2 separate regions of the Homo sapiens genome follow, and region 2 is linked to region 1. A link is an interaction called in ENCODE POLR2A ChIA-PET data of the cell type or tissue named here. Cell type or tissue: IMR-90. All regions are shown on one strand. Links, peaks and the distances in the headings refer to the core of each region. The heading gives the core; the rest is flanking DNA. Region 1 overlaps GRK5 (G protein-coupled receptor kinase 5). Region 2 overlaps GRK5 (G protein-coupled receptor kinase 5).

Region 1 (2,914 bases), core at 311-2,810:
CTGGGCTCAAATGATCTTCCTCAGCCTCCAGAGTAGCTGGGACCACAGGCTGTGCCACCGCACTCGGCTCCACCATTCTATTTTGATGTGAGAAATGGGTGCTGAGGGCTGTATGATTGAGGAAATTCCTAATTATCTTCTCAATGTGTCACCTGTTGGTAGTCACTTTCTGTTTTCTCAAGTTTCACCTCTGAGTTGCATGACCTATGACAATAATGCCTTTTGGTAACCAGAAGACTTTTTTATTTCAAAAATGTCTAGACATTATAATGCTTTATCTTGCACTCCAAACATATTGGCAACAAATATTAACTTTGAATATTGCCCACAGTCCTGGATAGTTTTATTTAAAACATCCCAGATATGGATTGAATAGCCCTTGGTAAAGGTGAATTTGGTTAAACATTGAGCCCGCTCCTGAAATTCACTTGGGCATTCTGGAAGTCTTCAGCCCAGATCCAAAGGGTATCATTTAGCAAGCCACTATAAGAGTTATAGCTTCTGAAGACATAATTTAAACAAGGATTAGTTTGGGCACTGGAAGAGTCAAGCACTTTGGAGTTTAGAATCTGACAAGCAGCAGCTAAGCTACTGAAAGATGAGAGCCTTGTGGGCATTTATCTGATGGTTTTTCAAACAGGCAGCCAGATTAACTACAATCATCGTTTGAAATCTTTAAGAAAGCAAAAGGCCTTCTGAAAACATTGCTTTTGGTTTCTCTACCTCCAAGTTGTCAGTACTGAAAAGGAAACTTTAAAAAAAAAAAAAGAAAGGCAGTTTGATTTAACGGCATTGTGTTTAACAGGCCAGGCTGCTTTTACACACACCGAGCTGCCTTAACCAGGATGAAAGCTGTCGCTTGGTAAGATTAACATTAAAATTGAAGGAGAAGCTTCAGGGTGGAGTACGTATGCCTCCACGTATGCCTTCACATAGCCATAAGAGGGCTTTGAGCTTCAGAGATGTTCCAACGTTCTAATAACCTAATTCACCATGTTTTGGTTTTATCACCATGAATTAGGGGTGCAAGGGAAAGAGGTCCAGGGCTTTCAGCCGTGCTGTGGAATGTTAAGTCTGTCCACGCCATAGCCTGCCCCACGCAGAGCTGGATGCTGGCTCACTCCTTCTTCCTGCCCTCCCTAACCTCTTCCAGGCCCCGAGGTGCTAATCTTGATGATCAGGAAGATCCAGCCAAGTCACAGAGTTACCTGAAAAAACGGTTCCTGTGTATTCTAATGTTTGGCAATTGTGACAAATGACAAAGTTGTTCCAGTCCTAACTTCTCAATTCCTGTGCTTGCTAGGGCCTCAGGAAAATGTGATCAATATTCCTTCAGGTATCTTTTTTGATCAGATATGGCTACTGCTGGCCTGTGAAGAAAGGAAAAGCGGGGCCTTGCAAAATTTTTTCTCACCACTGTTCACTCAGAAGAAAGGCAACAGATCTAGAAGATGAGAAAAACACAAAAACCTTTACTGCAACAATAAAACCAAAAAGAAACACACAAAAGGCACTCAGCAAACTCTCCTTCTCATTATTATTTCAACATTAGGTCGCCTGCCAATTTTCTGAGATTCTGAAATGTAAATAAATAGATAGAGTTAGTCTGGGCCTCTTTTTCATGAAATGCTTAATCACTTAGCTCATTCCCATAAATTGCCATGAATTCAGTCTCAACTTCTTTCTTTTTTTCCTTAAGCACTTTTTAGGAGAGCAATCTAAAGTTCCTAAGAGTGATCGAGTTGATGTTTTCTCATGAGACCCAGGACAAATAAACAGGCCCCAAAATACATTTCCGTGGTTCAAAATCTTGAACCCATACCTCTACCTTTTCTTATTTTAAAATAATTATCACAAGTGTTCATGAAGCTTGCTTGCTATATTTTCTAATTACTAACAATCCATCATTTTACTCTAATCCACTTACAGGCTTTCTATTTTATTGCTACATTAATGCTTTCCACTTTATATTATGTCTTATTACGGTAAGACTTTGAAGATACAGTGAATTTAGGAGCCATCTGTCTTTAATGCAAAACAAAAAGAAAAGATAGGTCCCAGTGTTACCCACCAACATGGACAACTACAAATTATTTTACAGCATTTTCAAAGTGTGCCTGTCTTTCTTCAAGGTCTGTTTCTCTATTGTTTGGGACAAATGTGACTTTTACTTGAAAGCCAAATTTTAAATTGCTTACGGTGTATTTTGTTAAGTGAACTAAATTAAATTTCACATTTGCCAATTATATTTCTCATCTGTAACCACTGACAAGAATCTTTAAGAAGTGTTTTTAAACCTTTTAAACAACTCAGATTTTTTTAATATACTGTTTTATATTAGATATTTCACTAAACTGACTGAAGATTTCATTTCTGAATATTTAGATAATATGGTTATTTGGAGAACTACTAAGTTTAGTAAAATAAATTCAAATATATGAGAACTGAGAAGAGAAACATAAATTGCTTTAATTTCTAAAAGTGTCCACACTAATTAGGATATATGGGCTCAAGTCTCTAATAAAGGCCCAGCCAAAAGAAACTGGAAGCACTTAAAATCATGGCTTTCCTCTAGGCATAAGAGAGAAAGAAGGGGAGAGATGCAAATTGTAAATGAGGTTTCCATTAAATGATTAATTTTTCTTGTTCACGTGTCAGTCTCTCCCTGCTTCCGCAGGCCCTCTCCATTTCCAAGGCATCATCAAGAGCTATTTTCTCACCATGAGATGACGACCAAACTCTCACAGCAAAATTGAAAAAGCCTTTAAAAGGAAAAAAAAAAGTGAAAGGCACATTCTTGAGCACTTTCAATCACTGTAATTCTGCCCCAATGGGAGTCGGTCACTCCACACAAGCTTCCAGCCTGCAGCTCTCTTCTCCAAGGCTCTGGGAAAAAAACCCAATTTGTTGGCCT
Region 2 (2,914 bases), core at 232-2,731, 160 kb before region 1:
ACCATGTAAGCCTGGAGTTGCTGGTGGCTATCTTGTGGCCATATAGAAAGAACCTGTCAGAGAATGAAATCAAAACTGTAGAAAGTAGAATAATAAATAGTGTCCTGATGATGTTTGAGACCTGGATCCAGCCATACCTGAAGCTATGAGATTTACCCCTGGACTTTTCAGTCACATAAACCAACAGACTTCCTCTAACCCTTAAGTTAGTTTGAGTTGGGTTTCAGTCCCTTGCAATTTATTGGTGCTGAGTAATAAGCCTTCAGATATAATGAGTATCTGGAAGACTCAAAATGAAAACCTATATGCAAAGGCTTTGCAGTAAAGTGCTACACTGTCAGGACACCACAGCAAGATGGGGCAGTACTATTAAAGAACTTCTGTCCTCAGCCTCCACCACGAAGTTGGATCCTCATGAATATTCTAGAATGCCTATATCTATAGCTGATTAGTACATAGTTCAGAAACACCAAAGCACTACCACGCTGCCTGGATCCTAAAGGCAAGCAGGGTTGCCTTGCTTGGGTGAGGACTTCTTCAGAGCTAGCACAGGGTGGCGAACAAGCACAGGCTTGGGTCTGAATCCTACCTCCATCCCCTAGCTCAGAGGTTTTCAGCAGCGGGAAATTTTGGCAATGTCTGTAGACATTTTGTGTTATCACAACTGTGAGGTTACTACTGATTAGTGGGTGGAGGCCAGGGATGTGCTAAATACCCCACAATGCACAGGACAGCTCCCTGCCACACATAATTATTCTGCTCCAAATGGCAATAGTGTCTCCACAGTGGAGCAACTCTGGATGGCTGTGTGGTCTTGGGCAAGTCCCTTTACCTGAGGCCATCAGAGTTAGCTGGTTGCTGCCGGGGATTGGCAACAACGCATGTGAGCACCTGGCCCAGCCTCAGCACACAGTAGGTGCCACAGAAACAGCAGCCACTGGACAGATCCTATCTCCTCTATCAGACTCAGGAAATGATGGGTTTTACTTCTCCGATGACTGAGAAAGGAGATAGGAGGTAGCTGGTGAAAAAGGAACCTTGACTCTCCATTAGCACCAAAGCAGGCAGGAGTTCCCCACTGTCACCGAGCCCTTCGGCCCTGAGCTCCGGGAGGGCAGGGCAGGGCAGGGCCATGCCAGCCTGCTTGCTCTTCCTTCAAGGCTCCTTCTCGGAAGCAGGCCACATGTGTCCCACCAGCACATGCCCGAGGTTCAAATCTCATAACCCAGTCAATTCCTTCAAGACTCATACCCCCAGCGGACTGAGAAACAGGAATGATATTGATAGTTAAGATAAATAAATGCTGTCACTGTTTTCATTCTTTTCGAGTGACATGAAATGGGAACATACTTTCTTAATTAAGAGCCTGCAGTATGTGGACTCTTGGAGGGCAACCAGAGTTTCCCAATAGGAGGTGGCGAGGACACAGGCAGTGAGGGCGGCCCAGCTTCCCTCGGATGGCCACGGGGCCCGAGCACAGCCAGGCCCTCCCACCGGGCTAGGGGAGAGTGGGCGGCCATCCCTGGGGACGGGGAGCGGGGAGAAGCTGCAGCCCGGGTGCGGGGAGGGCTGTCCACCCCACTGAAACCTGCTTGGGACTGTGTGCATTGTTGCCCCAGGCACTCCTAGAGCTCGGGCCAAGGAAAACACACGTTCAATTTCAGAAGTAAGAGCAAGGACGGAACGCGGCTTCCTGAGGAAATGGAAATGCTAACACTGGGGCTCTTGGAAATGAAACCACATGTTGATTGTAAAGGTTGTGAGGCTGGAGTGGGGCGGGGGGGTGGAAGGAGGGGGGTGTCCAAAGGGATGCCTGGAACCATCTCTCCACCAACTGAAGGTTTATTTTATTTTATTTAACTTCATTTTCCCAAAATACCAGGTTACGGGGGGCTGTGGCAGAGAAGGGGGTCCCTGATAGATCCTAATGCAATTTAGGAAATGGACATGGGGAGAGAGGATCAGACAGAGGCTGCCAGCCCTCTACTCTGCCGTATTTCAGGTTTGAAACAATAAACAGAGAAGTGATTCGAAAACAGCTTTCTCTTAAAAATTCCTGCCAAAGCTGGAAAAAACAATCGGGCGTTTGCTCCGAGGAAAAAGCTCTCTGACGTTTGAAAGGCGAGATGGCATCACGGATAACAGCAGAGCTTCCCAGCCCGCCCCTTGGAAGGCGCAGGAGAGGAAAAAGGAAACATTTGGTATGTGGTTAGCAACAGCTGAGTGGCCTTCTATTACTTCAAGAAAGATGTTTTTGTGTGAATAAAAAATGACATATGGTGTGTCACACAAACACACCCAAACCAAGCCCTGCCATCTTCCTGTGCCATTCGTCCCTCTCGTTCTGGGCTCTAGTTTTACGGAATGTCTTGTGCTTGTCACATGTTTCTGTGGGATCGAAATTATTAAGCCCAAGTCTCACAAAGTTTGGTGGCACTTGGAGAAGCCACATGTGAAACCACTGAATCGCAGGGTGTCTGGGCCTGGGCTGCCAGGCAGGGGAAGTGTGGCGGGGACAGTGGGGAGGAAAGAAGGCTCTAGGCTGTGGGTCTGTGGAAGGAAGAAAAGGGTGGGTGGAAGGGTGCTTGTGCGGGCCCCTGCCTCTCTGATGAGGGTCCAGGTCTCTGGCTTGAACCCATCAGATGCAGTCAGGGAGGTATCCAGGAGTCTGGGGAAGGGCTGGGGGCTGAGATGGACAGGACATGGACTATACCATCACCATGAGCAGTAATGGAGCTGCCAGAGTCCGGCAGTGACCTCTATCACCAAGGACAAAAAAGGCAAACAATTTAGATATCTCCTTGCAGTGGGAATGGGCAAAGAACTGGCTGGGTAAACGGAGGGTCAGGGGTGGGGGTGGACTGAGGGAACGGCAGGACCACTTGGCAGGTAGATCCTGATGCTGGACAGGCAG

What was found. Peaks named below come from ENCODE experiments on the same cell type or tissue, not always from the same donor. Only the 100,000 strongest peaks of a DNase experiment are listed, where the experiment ranks them.
Region 2: POLR2A ChIA-PET joins it to region 1 with 15 read pairs; 10 of 35 experiments call an interaction of 5 or more read pairs at or near these places.

Annotation. Positions count from the first base shown.
Region 1 is chr10:119,210,011-119,212,924 of GRCh38, reverse strand. The region is part of intron 1 of GRK5 (G protein-coupled receptor kinase 5); the gene reads right to left. It overlaps GRK5-IT1 (GRK5 intronic transcript 1), which reads right to left. Exons shown (of 2, transcript NR_186528.1): 2 at 221-1,444. It also overlaps the pseudogene RN7SL749P. Among named protein-coding and RNA genes, the nearest start is that of GRK5-IT1, 3.0 kb to the right of the region's middle. In IMR-90, for the core only: no CTCF peak of the experiment used is centred there; a DNase peak (open chromatin) is centred at 1,604; H3K4me3 peaks cover 206 bases; H3K27ac peaks cover 1,813 bases.
Region 2 is chr10:119,369,839-119,372,752 of GRCh38, reverse strand. All of the region lies in intron 2 of GRK5 (G protein-coupled receptor kinase 5), which reads right to left. Among named protein-coding and RNA genes, the nearest start is that of MIR4681, 6.7 kb to the left of the region's middle. In IMR-90, for the core only: a CTCF peak has its summit at 539; DNase peaks (open chromatin) are centred at 1,322 and 2,142; H3K27ac peaks cover 2,307 bases.